Regions from separate parts of the Homo sapiens genome. Here region 1 is linked to region 2. The links are chromatin loops, found by intact Hi-C in ENCODE. Cell type or tissue: heart left ventricle. All regions are shown on one strand.

Evidence for each region. Hi-C counts contacts between places; a loop is a spot of excess contacts. Peaks named below come from ENCODE experiments on the same cell type or tissue, not always from the same donor. Only the 100,000 strongest peaks of a DNase experiment are listed, where the experiment ranks them.
Region 1: a loop joins it to region 2, with 2.3 times the contacts of the local background. A loop is called at or near these places in 2 of 110 quality-filtered maps.

Annotation. Positions count from the first base shown.
Region 1 is chr17:54,988,327-54,996,326 of GRCh38, reverse strand. It overlaps STXBP4 (syntaxin binding protein 4), which reads right to left. Exons shown (of 18, transcript NM_178509.6): 4 at 5,370-5,502. Among named protein-coding and RNA genes, the nearest start is that of STXBP4, 24 kb to the right of the region's middle. In heart left ventricle, CTCF peaks have their summits at 2,885 and 3,093 (motif pointing left); no DNase peak of the experiment used is centred here.
Region 2 is chr17:55,260,375-55,268,374 of GRCh38, reverse strand. It overlaps HLF (HLF transcription factor, PAR bZIP family member), which reads right to left and starts at 3,415. Exons shown (of 4, transcript NM_002126.5): 1 at 2,776-3,415; 2 at 289-624. The coding sequence starts at 2,890. RefSeq lists a silencer at 3,292-3,611. In heart left ventricle, no CTCF peak of the experiment used is centred here; DNase peaks (open chromatin) are centred at 2,467, 2,750 and 3,494; H3K4me3 peaks cover 4,771 bases; H3K27ac peaks cover 3,094 bases; H3K27me3 peaks cover 871 bases.

The DNA.
Region 1 (8,000 bases), 270 kb after region 2:
CTCTCAGAGAATGTGCCTCAAACCAGCCATGGTCTTTTGAACCTCAATGTTTTCACACATATGAATTCCCATCTAGAATGCCACCATCCACCCTGCCACTTCTCTGCAATAAACTCTGACTTAAACTTCACAGCCCAATTCAAACACTATCTCTGCTGGAAGTTTTCTCTAGTTGCCCAGGATTTACTTAATCGTTGTGTCTTTTTGCTCAAAAAGCACTTTTACTTACCTAAAGGATTGCACTTACTCTGTATGGTCCTTATGTTTACATATCTGCTTTTCCCTGCCCTCACATTAGAATATACTAAATCAGCAACTCCCAGTCTAGGGGCAATGATTCTTTTAGTGGGCCAGAATCACCAATTCTTTCATTAGGCATAACTAGAACTCTGTCCTTTTCATGGTTATTTCCCTGGTACAGTGCTAGGTACACAGTAAGTCCACAATAGGTTAAAGGGGGCCAAGAAACAGTCTGAGGAAATTAAGGTAGCTATGACAAAAATAATAATGGCAAAGGAATAAAGAGAGTGACACTGCAAAGCGAACCATCTTGGCTGCTACTTCTTCAGCTCCCACCAGTGGGACTGGTTTCTTCATAGTTTGCCATCCAGAGGCCTGATCCTGATATTTATCTAAAAGCCTTAGCCCTGGTTCCAGTGCTATGCTCCGCATGAAAACAGATTTCCTCTGAAAGTTAAATATGTCCTACTTCAATGCCACAAATTACATGATGACACTGACTGTGAGACCTATAATTTCAGAGATAGAAGAGGAAAAAATACGTACATACACACACTCATAAGTATATTACATACCGATATATGCATGTTATATATATGTGTGTGTGCATGCATAGCTTATATGTATATGTTTTAATGTATATCTTAGAACCAACTGAAGAAAATATGAAATATACTATCAGATTTGAAGAGAGGATTTTGATTTCTGTCTGCTTTCCCTATGTTACCAGCAACAAAAGAAAGAAATAAAAATGAACATTTGAGAACTTTAAAGTGTTGTCGGAAATCTGACACAAAGGCCCAAGGAGGAAGTACCTTGGTGTGGAGCCCAAATGGTGCCAGTGGAAGGGTAAATAAGCAGATCAGTAATCCTCAGAAATGTGAGAAAATGACTACGGGACCGTTCATTCATAAATTTAAATTGAGCAAGTATGTATGTGTCAGGCACCACAGTGGGGACTAACAATATTACTGTGAATAAAATCAGATAGCATCCTTGCCCTTAAGAAACATACTGTCTTGTGGTTCAGGCAGAGATGATTAAACAATCATAAATATAAATATATCATTGCAAACTGAGGTAGGTGACACAAAGGAAAGGAATGGGATTTAGGAGCATATGTAGAAAAAAATAAAACCTAGCCTAGACTGGGGGAAAGCAGGCAACACAACCCTTAGGCAGCAGTCTTTGAATTGATAACTGGAAATAATGGGGGAAAGGAAATGGAGTGCTGTTTCCTAAGGGAACAGCATATGAGATGGAAAAGAAAAAAAAAAAAGAGAAATTCGCCCCTTCCAGGAACTGAGAAAATGCTACTCTGGAAGCATAGTGATGGAGAGGCAGAGAAGGACAGGGCAGAAGCCACACTATATGGAACCTTGCAGGCAACCAAATATTAGTAAGATATGTAGGTTGGGAGGGAAATAGGTATGGTGCATAAGAACAAACGATGCTACTGAAAGGGCTGATTCAAAACTGATGACAGTTTAAGCTCCAGTGATAAGAATAAAGATCAAGAAGACTGATGGGTTCAAGAGATATTTCGAGAGTAAAAAAGTCAATGGTATGTGTTAATGAATTGAACAGTGTTATGGGAGTTGAAATAGGAAGCTGTTAAATTTTCTGACTTTGTGTAGCTAGAAGCTGTCATTCACCAAGACTAGGTAAACTGGAAGAGACTCTGTTTGGGAAGAGTTGAGCAGAATATGGTGTGATGTAAATGTCATGAGTTCTGCTTCAGAAATGCTGAGTTTGAGATACCTTTAAGAGGTCCAAGTAAAAATGTTGATCAGGGAACTGAATATGGGTATGAAGCTTAAAGGAGTGTCTTGGCCAGAAAAAGGGTCTAGGATTGACCCCAGATAGATATGGGACTAGCTGACACAGTGAAAGGGCCTTGGAGCTCTCTTATTTCCTTAACTTTAGCAATTAATACAGTAGTTCTCAATTTATAGGGTGCCTCTAGCTCTTAGAGCTGAGGGAATCTTGGTTCTGCTTGAACTGAAAAGATGTATTCATAATATCCCATATTTGAACTCTGGATATGTTTTTCAAAGAAACATACTATTTTGCTTCTACTAAACCAGTATTTTATTCTCATATTTTCCAGGAGGAAAACTTTTGGGGTGGGTGGTGGCAAACCATGAATAATTAAAGAAAATTTCTTCTGCGTTCCAATAACTCCCTTACAGTTTGGAAGATTTGAAAATATAAATGAAATATAATCTAGCTATAAGCTTGAGATAGCCTATACTGTTAATTATGAAACATTATAATGTTAAAACAAAATTACAGAAAGTTAAAGCATTCATATGCATTTAAAAAATATTAACAGTTACTCAGTTCAGCAACTTCATTAAGATAACCTTATGAGTTTGTGTTTCCTATTCCACAGATTCTACTATGTAGAAATTTTGTGCAGACTAGAAATTTATTAACATGTTAAAACAGTATTTAGAATATAGTAAATGTATTAATACATTGTTGTAAAATAAAGTTATATCAATTTTGTATTTGAAGAATATGCATATGCATAGAGCTCTCCATCTTGAGAAAATATTTAAAAATAATGTAAGCACTAGAAAATTACTTCTATAAATTTTTTTATTTTTTAGAAATGCTCTGTTGCCCAGGCTGGAGTGTAGTGATGCAATCATAGCTCACTGCAACCTGGAACTCCTGGGCCCAAGGGATCCTCCTGCCTGGGCCTCCAAAAGTGCTGGAATTAGAGGCATGAGCCATCACCCCTGGTCCTCTTCTCCTACACCTTTTTCTATCTTGCCTGTTTTCCTTGGTCAGATATGACCAGGTAGGAAGAACATTAATAGCTCTGTGCTGCCCTCTAGTGCTAAGTAGAGAATATAGTCAATGAGAAAATTTTGCCTTTTAATACTTCAGTAAAATTCTAACAAGAAAAAGTAGATATCATAAGAATAATTTCTTAATCTGCTATCACTGACAGAAGATAAAGAGTCATTCAGCACCACCGCTATCAACTTATTACTCTAACTCCAAATAGTTTTCATCGTAACAAACAAGCACAAATTGATGCTTGTCTTAAAAGCAAATTCTTAGGTCAGGCGTGGTGGCTCATGCCTGTACCCCCAGCACTTTGGGAGGCTGAGGCGGATGGATCGCCTGAGGTTGGGAGTTCGAGACTAGCCTGGCCAACATGGTGAAACTCTGTCTCTACTAAAAATACAAAAATTAGTTAGGTGTGTTGGCACGCACCTGTAATCCCAGCTACTAGGGAAGCTGAGAGGTGGGAGAATCGCTTGAACCTGGGAGGTGGAGGTTGCAGTGAGCCGAGATTGTGCCACTGCACTCCAGCCTGGGCAACAGAGTGAGACTCTGTCTCAAAAAAAAAAAAAAAAAAAAAAAGGAAGCAAATTCTTATCACTTGTTGGGTACCCTGATCTACTATTGCATTATATCAAGTGTAGTTTAAGAAATGCCTTACTATATTGAACACACACACACAGACACACACTCACACACACCTCTCAGCTTTAACACTAAAGTAACACCTCAATTCTTGGAAGAAAAAATTCATTTTTTTGTTTTTTTGAATTTGTTTAAATTTAGCTTTTAAATATTTATTTAATAATTTAAATTTAATAGCCAAAAATTTATGCCATTAAACTTATTAAATAATACTTTTTTTTTTTTTTTGAGACAGGGTCTTGTTCTGTCATCCAGGCTGGAGTGCAGTGGCACGATCATGCCTCACTGCTCTTGATCTTCGGGGCTCAAGCAATACTCCCACCTCAGCCTCCAAGTACCTGGGACTACTGGCATGCAACACCATGCCGGGCTGATTTTTTTTTTAATTTTTAATAGAATTCAAGTCTCTCTACGTTGCCCAGGCTGGTCTCAAACTCCTGAGCTCAAGCAATCTTCCTGCTTCTGCCTCCCCAAAGCTAGGATTACAGGCATTAGCCACCATGCCTGGCCTCTATAACACTTAGAACTCGGAAAGTATATTTAAAAGATGCCTTATTATCTGAACAAGCATAAAACAATTGAAAGTACTACAACTATTTTGGAAGTTATTGGTAAAACGGAATTTTTCCCTAACAAGACAAAAAAATCCAGCTGAAAAGATAAACTGCTTAGTAAACAAGTGTTTGCAGTGGTGGGGGAGGGATATGGGCGGTGGGTAAAAGTAGTAGGACTGTTTATTTAACCAAACAACAAGAACAAAATAAGAAGATCCTTTCTCATGCTATATAGCTTGATATTAATAGAATATTTTATTAATTCTTAATTATTAATATAATTTTATTAAATTATTTACATTTGATATCTCTCCAAAATCAAATGGAGTCAATCAAATGGAGAATATTTTATTAATTTTATTAATTCTTAATTATTAATATAATTTTATTAAATTCTTTATATCTGATATCTCTCCAAAATCAAATGGAGGCAATTTTCAAAAAATGACACATAATCACTTTAGTAAAACAGAAACAGCAAATGAAATCCAAGAAGAATGAGAATTTAAATATAGTAACTAGTTTGTTAAACTGCTGGGGTTGTCCTTCAAATTTGGGTCTGAGCTTCCTACCAACCAAAGTGAAAGGGAGCTCATTATATATTTCTTACACTGAAGAGGAGAGTAAGACTTTCTAATTCCTAAAAAAAGACATTTTCTGGTTTTAATGAGTGATAAAACTCATTAGCTCAAGCTACAAGAACTGCGAATTCAGAAATTAGATTTTGTTTGCTGTTTCTGTTTTGTTTTGCATTTAGTAGAGGCTAAATGAATGTAATTAAAGTTCTACTGATCCAACTTAATAAAAACTCAAAGTAGTAGAAAGATAACAAGTCATCAAATATAATTTCTCTCAATCAGATACAGGATAAAAGTTGAACAGCATGTAATTTAAAAATAATAACCTTATCTTACAGTCAGAAATATCTATTATTTTCATAGAAGAAGAACCTATTTATTTCTTAGTTTAAAGCTCCTTGAGGGCAATAGTCTTATCTTCTAATTCCTTTGTATTTTTCACTGAGGTATGGTCACAGTGGATATAAATTCACTAATAAAGAAGAAAAAATAAACTTTACCACTGGTGGGTCTTTTTGTTTGTATTTTTGGTGGGCATGGGACATATTTTTACCTTATAACAGTCTCCTCCAGGAATAATTTCCTGAATATATACCAATGGGCCTTCATTCCGGTTAATTCCTCCTAGTACCTTCAGGCCAAGGCCTGTTTCCTTGGCAATTGTAATCATCTGAAAGGCAGGATCCCTAAGATAAAGTAAATTAGCACACACAGGTTAGTCTAGAGATCTGCACCTATTTTTTTCTTTAAACTACTTATTAAATCAAAATCTGAGATCTAGAGCAGCAACCCCTCACCTTTTTTGGTACCAGGGACTTGTTTCATGGAAGACAATTTTTCCAAGGTGGGGGGAGAGGGAATGGGGTTGCAGAGGGGTGATGGTTTCGGGATGATTCAAATGCACTACATTTCTTGTGCACTTTATTATTACATTGTAATATATAATAAAATAATTATACAATTCACAATAATGTAGAATCAGGGGGAGCCCTGAGCTTGTTTTCCTGCAACTAGACAGTCCCATCTGGGGGTGAGGGGAGACAGTGACAGATCACCAGCCACTAGATTCTCAAAAGGAGCACGCAAGCTAGATCCCTCACATGCACAGTTCACAATAGGGTTCATGCTCCTATGAGCATTGAATGCCGCCATTGATCTGACAGGAGGCAGAGCTCAGGCAGTAATGCTTACTTGCCCTAGACTCACCTCCTGCTGTGTCGCCTGATTCCTAACAGACTACGGACCACTACCAGTCTGTGGCCCAGGGATTAGGGACCTCTGATCTAGACAACCCAAAATACTTAGTACTTACTAGCAGTGACATTTTTAAAAAGTATGGTGACATAACAACAATTAAATGAGTTTGCTTGCATATACTTTTAATTTTCCCTACAAAACATCCAAAACACAAAAGAATTTACAATGATAATGCTTATTTCTTTGGAGTAGGACAAAAATGTATTAAAGGCGACGGAAAAGATTTGCTTTTACCTGGTTATTAGACTACTTGAAGAATTCCAAAACTAAATATTTTAAGTAGCTTTAAAAGACATGTCTGTGGCCATTTAAAGCAAAGTAAATATGACTTCCATTTGAATCTCAAATTTTATCTTTTTAATTTAGAAAGAATATTTTCTTGGTAAAAAGTACTTGTTTCAACTGTAATTTCTGTCAGACATAAAAGCAATGCCATTTGAAAAGAAGGGACTGTACAAAACATCCTGCAAAAGGGATATCCAAGTTGCATTTCTGAATACCTGGGTCAGACCAGAGACTTTTACTGGTCAAACAAAACTTGAATTAAGTTTGAAATAAGATTTAGGGCTGCCTGTTTACTAATACTGGGTACTGTGCTAAACAACACCTAAATAATGACATTTAATTTAATATTTATAAAATCCTTAAGATTCTTACCCTTATTTTTTTAAAAGACCCAAAATTCAGATAGGTTAACTTGATGGCCCAAGTGTGAGCCCAGTCAGTCTTACTTCAGAGGCAAAATGTGATATGTAATCTACTTTGTTGTTGTGTTAGAGCCATTGTTGAATATAGGACTTCCAGCTATCTTCAAATACATTGAATAACTGAAACTACTATTAAAAAAAGAAATACTTCTGGCTGGGCATGGTGGCTCATGCCTATAATCCCAGCACTTTGGGAGGCCGAGGCGGGCGGATCACGAGGTCAGGAGATCGAGACCACAGTGAAACCCCGTCTATACTAAAAATACAAAAAATTAGCCAGGCGCGGTGGTGGACGCCTATAGTACCAGCTGCTCAGGAGGCTGAGGCAGGAGAATGGCGTGAACCCGGGAGGCAGAGCTTGCTGTGAGCCAAGATCGTGCCACTGCACTCCAGCCTGGGCAACAGAGCGAGACTCTGTCTCAAAAAGAAAAAGAGTTACTTCATATCTTACATGATTATAGTTTTTAGAAAAAGCTTTCTTAGCTTCTGCCGTAGAAATTCTAAGAATATCTTTAAGAAAACTGTTGCATTCAAAAAAATAATTTCTAAAAAGAAGAAATTTTTTTAAAAAGCACATAGAACTCCGTTTTTGACTATTTTGCTCTCCATATATAACATCATTTAGAGCTGTATCACAGGTATACTGAATTCAGCTCTAATTTGGGAAGGCCTATCTGGTTTCTAGGGCAATAGTCAATCAGCTAGAAAAAAGGCAGAGAGGACAGGGTCCAAGGGTCCAAAATGCACCCTAAATTCATTCTTTTTTTTCTTTTTTTGAGACGGGGTCTTGCTCTGTCCTGGCTGGAGTGCAGTGGCGTGATCTCAGCTTACTGCAACCTCTGCCTCCCAGGTTAAGCGACTTTCCCACCTCAGCCTCCTGAATAGCTGGGATTACAGGTGCGTGCTACCACACCCAGCTAATTTTGAGTATTTTTGGTAGAGACAGGGTTTCACCATGTTGGCCAGGCTGGTCTCGAACTCCTGACCTCAAGTGATCCACCCGCCTCGGCCTCCCAAAGTGCTGAGATTACAGGCATGAGGCACCGCCCCTGGCCAATAAATCCCTTCTTTACAGGATGGTAGATTGCAAAAACATAAACGAGTAAAGCCTAGAAATGAAAGATAAGGTAAGAAAGGGAAGTAAGCTACCTTATTAGATCTCTCCACTAACTCTTAAACCCTCCAAATGTGAATGTCCTTCACTGGGGGCACAAACAATC
Region 2 (8,000 bases):
ATGGGGGAGCTGGTTAAAATGCATATTCCTGGGCCCTCATTCCAGACTTGCAAAATCAGAATTTCTAGGGGTAGATACAAAGAGTCTGTATTTACCGGACTCTCCAGATGAGTGATATGGATGCTCATTAAAGTGGGAGAGCCTCTGCCAGGAGTGGAGCAGAAGAAGGTACCTCTCTTAGGATCTTTGCTAAAACCTGAGTGTTAAGATGTTTATGCTAACTCTACCTTGCCTGTCCCATTCACCCTCCTCCTCCCTTTCTGAAGGGAGAATCTTCAGGGCACTTACCTGGTCTGATGGGGCTCTGCATACAGTTCGGAGATGGGATGCCAGGGTGAAGGGGTGCAGAGGCCCGGCTGCTGAGGTCCATGACCGAGGGGGCAGCCGAGGAAGCTGGCTGCAGCCCAGGAGGGTGAGGGCTGTGGTCATGCTGAGATGGGCTGGGGGGAATGCCATTTTCTGACAAAAACTCCTCCAGGTCCATGTATTCCAACTGGAAAGTATCTCCGTCATAGGGAAGGGTTTTGTCCCATAAGGTAGGCCCCAGGAATGCCGACTGGGGGACCGTCGGGCTGTTACTCTCATCATCCAGCTTCTTTTCCTTGTCTTTATCTTTACTAAATGCTGCAGAAGAAGGGAAAGCTGGACTTAAAAAAAAAGAAAGAAAAGAAAAACAATACCGCTCTTTTATCACTTTTCCTGGCCTGTTATAAGACTATTTCTCACGAATGGCAGGGTCCTTCTCTGGCTGCTGTCTTTTGTAGATCTAGAGTTAAAAGTTCAGGCAGGACGTGGATCTCTGCCTGTTTTTCAACATCTTCCTATTTACTTTGGAAAGAAGGCACTAGTCCTTGGGGCAGGGCTACAGGCTGATCTAGGATAAAAACCAGAGAACAGTCTCAGCACATTATTTGAGAAGAGTAATAACTTAAACCTAAAATAGGAATATAACATCTGTGATTATATACAACTGCTGTCATTTTTAAGAAAACAACAGCCAATAACCAGGCTTGAATTATCTTCCAGGAATTCATCACAGCAGCAATAGGAGGTCATTCAGACTTACAAAGCCAGTGAGTTAGTGGTCTTAATTTTGGTAAAGCAGGGACCTTCCACCCTTCTTTAACATCATGTTTAGAGTACCTACTGGATACCTGGTTCTTTCCATATATTATCTCAAAAATCTCACAATAAACTTGCAAAATAACAATTACCTCCATTTACAACAAAGACTCGGAGGCTCTGAGACTTGAGGGAACTTGACCAATGCCTCATGTTGGCAGAGAATGAGAACTTTCTGAGCTCACATGTGTTTGCTTCTAAAGCCACTGGGGCACACTGATTTTTACAAAAGGAGTTTAAAAAAATACAAAGTGTTTTCTTCCTTCTCTTCTCCAAACATTTGAGTATGATCCAATTTACAAAGAGTATGCATTTACAAAACCTTTCAAAAGCAGAGCTATTGGAAAAGGTGAGTTATTCTATACATTTATGTTGGAAGTATGCAGCTATTTGCTACCTGGAAGTACTGCTCGCCCATTAGGTCTTTAACAAGCATTCCGGATCTTGCCAATTCTAGTATTCAGTCGTGGGTGGAATCTGGGATTAAGGAATTTGCTTCTGAGTTTCATCTTCAGAGAAACACAGCCTCCACTGCCATCCATTCTAACCCTCTACCATCTCATCTGAAAATCTGACTTAAAACACCCACAGATGCAAAAGCCTGCAGGCAGCCCCTTCCTCCCAAATGCTCTTCCTTAAAGGATAGTTAGGGAGGGGTCCCTGGCTATCATCTGCAGATTGCAAACTCTTGCAATGCAACAGGTTGTCCTCTCCTAGAAAAGAAGGTGCAAGTACTCCCAAGCTATTTGTAGCCAAATAACCTTTCAGAACTTTACACTGTGAGCCGCACGGTTCGCATTTGCTACTGTGATACCGAAGGCATGAAATCGCATCAACCCAAATCCGTGGCATCACTTAGCCGGGTTTGGGGCCTCATCACACGTACCCCTCCTCTACTGCTAAGGCCAAGGTTGTCTTGGGAAGGTTTGGGACTTACCAAGAAAGGGCTCAAGCCAGAGGAGGCTCCTGCGCGGTTACACGTGAGCCTGCTCCGCTCTCCCCTCCCACCAGAAAAAGTGCACCGGGAAAGTGTCAACGCTGGAGGCGTGCACGGCTTCCCGCCGAGAGACCACTCCCCCCACCGGCCCCAGCCCCCACCCCGCTTTCTCAGCTACCCTTCACCAGAAGAAAACGAGTCTTCTCTCACACCTCGTGAGTTCCAAATACTAACCAGTAACAGAAGCTGTAACACAACCCCAAAACCCAGGCTACGCAGTGAAACCCCCTCCCTCAAGCCGACCCCCGCCCCCTGCCCCGCACAGAACCAGGCCCCAGGGTTTCTCCTCCCCAGCCCGGGAGGCTCTGCCCTCCGCAGGCGGGCTCGCTCTGCGTGCGGGTGTGCCTCGTTCTAGGGAACGATCCTGACCTGTCAAGTTACACCTCCCACCCGCGCCGCAGGAGCGGGACCCAGGGAGGCCGGGTGCCCGAAGCTCTTTTAAATGTAGCTCAGGAGGGGTCCCTCCCCTTTCATGGAGGAGGAGGAAGGGGAGGAAGGGTGCTGGGTGAGCTCCTCAATTTCATCAGCGCGGGGCCGGGGCGCCGCGGGACAGGGCGGGAGCGGGGTTGGGGGATGCTCCAGCGGGCGTGCCCGGCCGCGGAGGGGGACCCCCGGAGCGTCGTCCCTTCCCGGAGCGGGGCCGCGGCAGCGCTCACCGTCTTCGTGGTGAAGGGGGAGCTTCAGCGGGTTCTCCAGCAGGGACCTGAGCACGCCGTAGGGAGGCGGGATAAAGGTGGGATTCAGGGGGAGCGGTCGGGACATTTTCTCCATCGCGATGCACTCAAATTTTTTCCCCTTAAAAAAAGAAATAAGAAAGAAACAACCGCCCCCTAAAATGTTGCTGAGCTTTTCCTCCGTCCTTTGCCAAAAGTACTCGCTCTCAAGGCGGTGGAGAAAAGGGAAGAAAAAAATTACTTATATCTTTATAAATACATCTGCATAAAAATATATATTAAAAAAAAACTTTCGGGTTTCCAGTGCAGACGGTCCCAGGAGAGCGCGCCAAGTGCCCGCGGGCTCCCCGGCGACGTGCAGGATGCTCTCACCTGCCTCGAACCCCTCGTTTTGCAAAATGTTCAAAATTGAAAAAAAGAAAGAAAAAAAAATGTCGACGGCTGCAGAAGGGCAGAAGACACCGCGCCGACCCCAGCCCCTAGTGCCAGCACCGGAGGCGGTGCGCCGTCCCACCCCACCCCCCTCCCCGCGCCGGCGGCCGCTGCTCCCCAGCGCTCCGCGGCCCCGCAGCGCCGGGCTCAGCGCATCCGGCCGCCCATGTGCCGCGGCCCTGACAAGAGTGACGTCAGGGCCCGCACCTCGCGCCCATAGGCGTGCGGGGGCGGGGCCACGCGCGGCACCGCCCGCCTGGCCCGCTCGCCCCGCCGCCGCGTGTTTAGCGTCGCCGCTCGCGCCGATTTTCGGGGACCTTGCAGCACTGGCTGGTTGCAGGGGAGCAGGTGCCAGATTCCCTGGGCCATCAACTTAGGCTTAGATTTTTTTTTTTTTTTTTGGTCTGGGTGGGAAGAGGAATGAGAAATTTATATCCATAGTTTTCAAGCTGGGAATAACCTGAGGAGTTTTAAAAAAATCGCGATACCCAGGCCGCATCCCAGATCAATTAGATCAGAACCTCTGCGGTGCTATCAGGGCGTCCATAATTTTTAAAGCTCCCCAGGTGGTTCCAAAGAGTAGCCAAGTTTGAGATGATTGGTTTAGATCGGATGGAAGGTAACGACCCTTCTCAATATTTCTCCTGGCCCCGGCCAAGCTTAGCGTCTTCTTTCTTGCCCAGTTTCCACCACCACCAAAAAATAACTACTTCCTATAAGTCCGAATGGGATGCAAAAAGCAGAGCGGGAAGCGGAGGACTGAGCTGCTGGGCACTGTTTCCCACGCTGCAGAGAGGTGTTAACGGTGGGGGGAGAGGGGGGGTAGACATTTGCCTGAAACGGAAAGAGGCGGGAGAGACACAGACACACTGAACGGGATTTTAGGAATATTTACTCTGGGTGAATACAGGTGATTGCGCTTGGGTCAAGTTATTAGGTTTGCACGGTGATTAAAATAATTTTGTAAAGTATCCCCTAAGGGGGCTTCGGCTTTCCTTGCTGTTACAGCAGCTGCAGCGTCTCCCTCTGCCAGTTTGACCTCGTGGCACCCACGGTCCCCGAGATCTGCGTGCGACCCCCTGTGTGATAACTCCCTTCCCGCCTGGGGTGGTGCGGGCGCTGGCGTGCAGCCGCGACGCCCCCTGCAGAGCTCCGCGGGGGGCCAGGCAGGTTCTTCCCCTCCCTCCTTACCTCTCCTTACTAAGACCCTAGTCTTCGATCTGGGGAAGGGGCTGCAAGAACGAATGGGCACAAATGAAAGAAAACCGTTTTTCAGTGGGACGTAAAGGCCTTTGTGACCCCAGGCTGAGTCGCTGGGGAAGGATGTGGTGGTGTCTTGATGGGGTTTACTTCCCCAGGAGAGGGTTGTAAGAGAGGAGGCGCCTGAAACCCCAGAGATCAGGAGCGGCGGCGCAGCGGGGTTCAGAGTTCCCTGGCAGGGTGATTCCGGCAAGTGCCTTTCTGCCCTGAGCTGTAGGTTCTTCATAAAAGGACACGTAATCTAGTGACCTCTACTTCCTCACTCTAAAATTATGGCAAAAGGGTAAGGCAACATTCTAAGTGAGATGTTGTTGCAGTGTTTCAGGTTTCAGACGAATTCCAGAAACAGCAAACTTTTAGTTAATGCCACATGCATTTATTGAGCACCACGGTATGTATGCCAGCGACTATGCGGGGGCTAGTGAAAAAAGATGAATAAAACATAATTTTAACCTTCAAGAACTCATCGTTTAGGGTTTGGCATATAAGCAAATAATATAAAATAGGCTTAAAAGAACAAAAATGGATAGATGGAGGTGACAGGGGCACTTACATTATTAGGAAAGGGATTCTAGAGAAGGTGCCTGAGCTGGGCGTGGAGGTAATAGTCTCTCGTGAACGGTCTGAATCCATCAATTATATTATATTGTTTTTTTAAAAAATAAAAAAGGGACCTCATCTCCGCTATCCTTTTGGAGACAGAGGCTATTTCCCTGTCTTGAGTTCCTTACATCCCTGTAAGTCCATAAACTGGCAGGACTGAGAGCATCCTCTCAGCCTGGTTAGAAATCTGTTAGATTGCAGATTCCAGGTGCATGAAAGATGCGTTACCTAAGCTTTGTGTAACAGTCCACTGACATTACTCAGCACGCCCAAAGTGCTCCACCTGCTCATGATTCTCCGCATGTCCTCACTTCCCCATGTTTCCAGACATGAAACTCTTACCAGGTCAAGTAATCTGGTTTCCCAGGGTAATCTTCTCCTTACCACCTGACAGAACCAAATACTGTGGCTTGGAAATTGCATTTCTCATTGCAAGTGGATAAACTGGCGTTCTGGTTGATCAAGCAGTTTCTTGGGAATTTGGTTCATTTAATTTAATTTCCCTGAGCCTGATCAACATGTCACGGACCAGATTGAGGACCAGCCCCTTAGACCATGGTGACTCCCTCTCACTTCTCTCCATCCTTCTCTAACTTCAAAGGTATTTCTTAGAGCCTCAAAAATTATAAGCATTGGCTAATCTTCAATCTAGCCCCATTCCTTAACAAGATAAATGAAATTGGTACATCTTTTCTACTCTGGCCATTTGTAAATGTTATTTTCTTTTATTTTTTTAACAAACCATGAACATCTTTCTTTCTCTTTCTCTCTCTCTCTTCCCCAGAAGCAGTTGTGGATGGCTGCTCAAGAGGAAGGAGAGGGATAGAAGAAACCAAAGGTTATATTGGTTGGGTAGTAAGACCCTCTGAATTCCACAGGTTAATTCTCAAATGGACATATCCCTAATGAGCACTAACCCCAATCTGCACATATGCCCAGAGATAACTGCCGCTCACAAGTGCTTAGCACTTGTCCACTTACAGAGCCCTTCCATATGTGTCATATCACATACTTCTGACAATTCCATGAGGAAAGCAATGATGCTGATTATTGATTGCTGTGTAACAGATCACTCCAAAACCTAGTGGCTTAAAACAACAATCATTTTATTATTTCTCATTATTCTGCAATCTAGGTTAGGCTCAGCTGGGATACTGGGCTGGCTGGCCTTCTCTTTCTCTTTACATGGCCTCCTTACACCATAGATTCATTTTGCTTGTTTTATAATTTCATACAAGTGAAATCATACTGTATATACTCTCTTGTGTGTAGCTTCTTTCACTCTGCACAGTATTTTAGACATTCACCAATGTTGCATATAGTTCATTTCTTTATATTAGTGAGTAGTATTCCGCTCTATGAATATACAAAAGTTTATCTGTTGTATTGGTGGACATTTGGGTTGTTTCCAGTTTTTAGGCATGAATAAAATGTTTATGAGAATTCTTGTCTGAGTTCTTTTGTGAACACATGCTTTCCTTTCTCTTGGATAAACAAATAGGAGTAGGATTACTGGATCATAGAAAAGATGTGTGTTTTACTTTAGAAGAAGCTCTTCTATAGTCTTCTGAAGCAGGTAAATTGTCCTGCATTTCCAGCAGCAGTATATGAGAGTTCTGGTTGTTCTAGCGCCTCACCAATATTTAGTGGTGTCAGTTTCTCTTAAAACTTGTAGCCATTCTAGTGGGTGGATAGTCAGTTCTCAATGGACCTTTCATCTGAATTTTCCTGATGAAAAATGATGGCATGTGCTACTTCATGTGCTTCTTAGTAGCTTGTACATCTTCCTGTTCAAGTCTCTTGCCCATTTTTGAATTTGGTTATCTTTTGATTACTGAATTTTAGGAGTTCTTTTATATACTTTGGATAGTCTCTTTGTCAGATGTTTGTGTGTTGTGAATATTTTCTTCCAATCTGTGGCTTGCTGATTAGTTTTTATAATAACGTCTTTCCATGAGCAGTTTTTAATTTTGACAAAGTTCAATTTATCAATTTGTTTTTCATGATTATTGCTTGCTATGAACTAGGAAACTTTTGACTACTCCTGAGTTCTGGAGATATTCTCCTATACTTTCCTTTATAACTTTCATAGTTTAAGCTTTTTCATTTAGCCTTATGACCCATTTCAAATTAATTTTTGTGTATACTATGAGGTAAGGATTAAGGTTGGTTTTACTCATGGGGATATCCAATTGTTTTAGACTTTCATTTCCCCCTTGAATTGTTTGTTGTTGTTGTTTGTTTTGTTTTGTTTTGAGATGGAGTCTCGCTCTTGTTGCCCAGACTGGAGTGCAATGGCGTGATCTCAGCTCACCGCAACCTCCGCCTCCTAGGTTCAAGCAATTCTCCTGCCTCAGCCTCCTGAGTAGCTGGGATTACAGGCACCAGCCGCCACATCCGGCAATTTTTATTAGTATTTTTAGTAGCGATGGGGTATTAGTATTTAGTATTAATATTTTTAGTAGCGACGGGGTTCTCCATGTTGGCCAGGCTGGTCTCGAACTCCCGACCTCAGGTGATCCGTGGACCTTGGCTTCCCAGAGTGCTGGGATTACAGGCGTGAGCCACCGCGCCCGGCCCCCCCTTGAATTCTTTTGATGTTATTGCTGACAATTATTTGACTGTGTATTTGTGGGTGACCCAAACTTTTGATCCCGAGGAAAAATGGGTATTTTATCACTAAGGACAGAATAATGCTATTTCTATGTTCTTTCTAAGTTTCCTGGGATCTGATTCATATCCAGCAACAGAAAAAAGTTCACCAAAGTTTACGGCTAAAATGAATGCCTCACTTTCAGTGGCTCATTCAGTTTGTTGACAAGACCTCTACAAAGTTGTCCACATTAAGTTAGATAAGAGCCAAAAGCAGAGGCATTATCCAATTTGCTTTTTTGTGTATGAGCAAATAATTA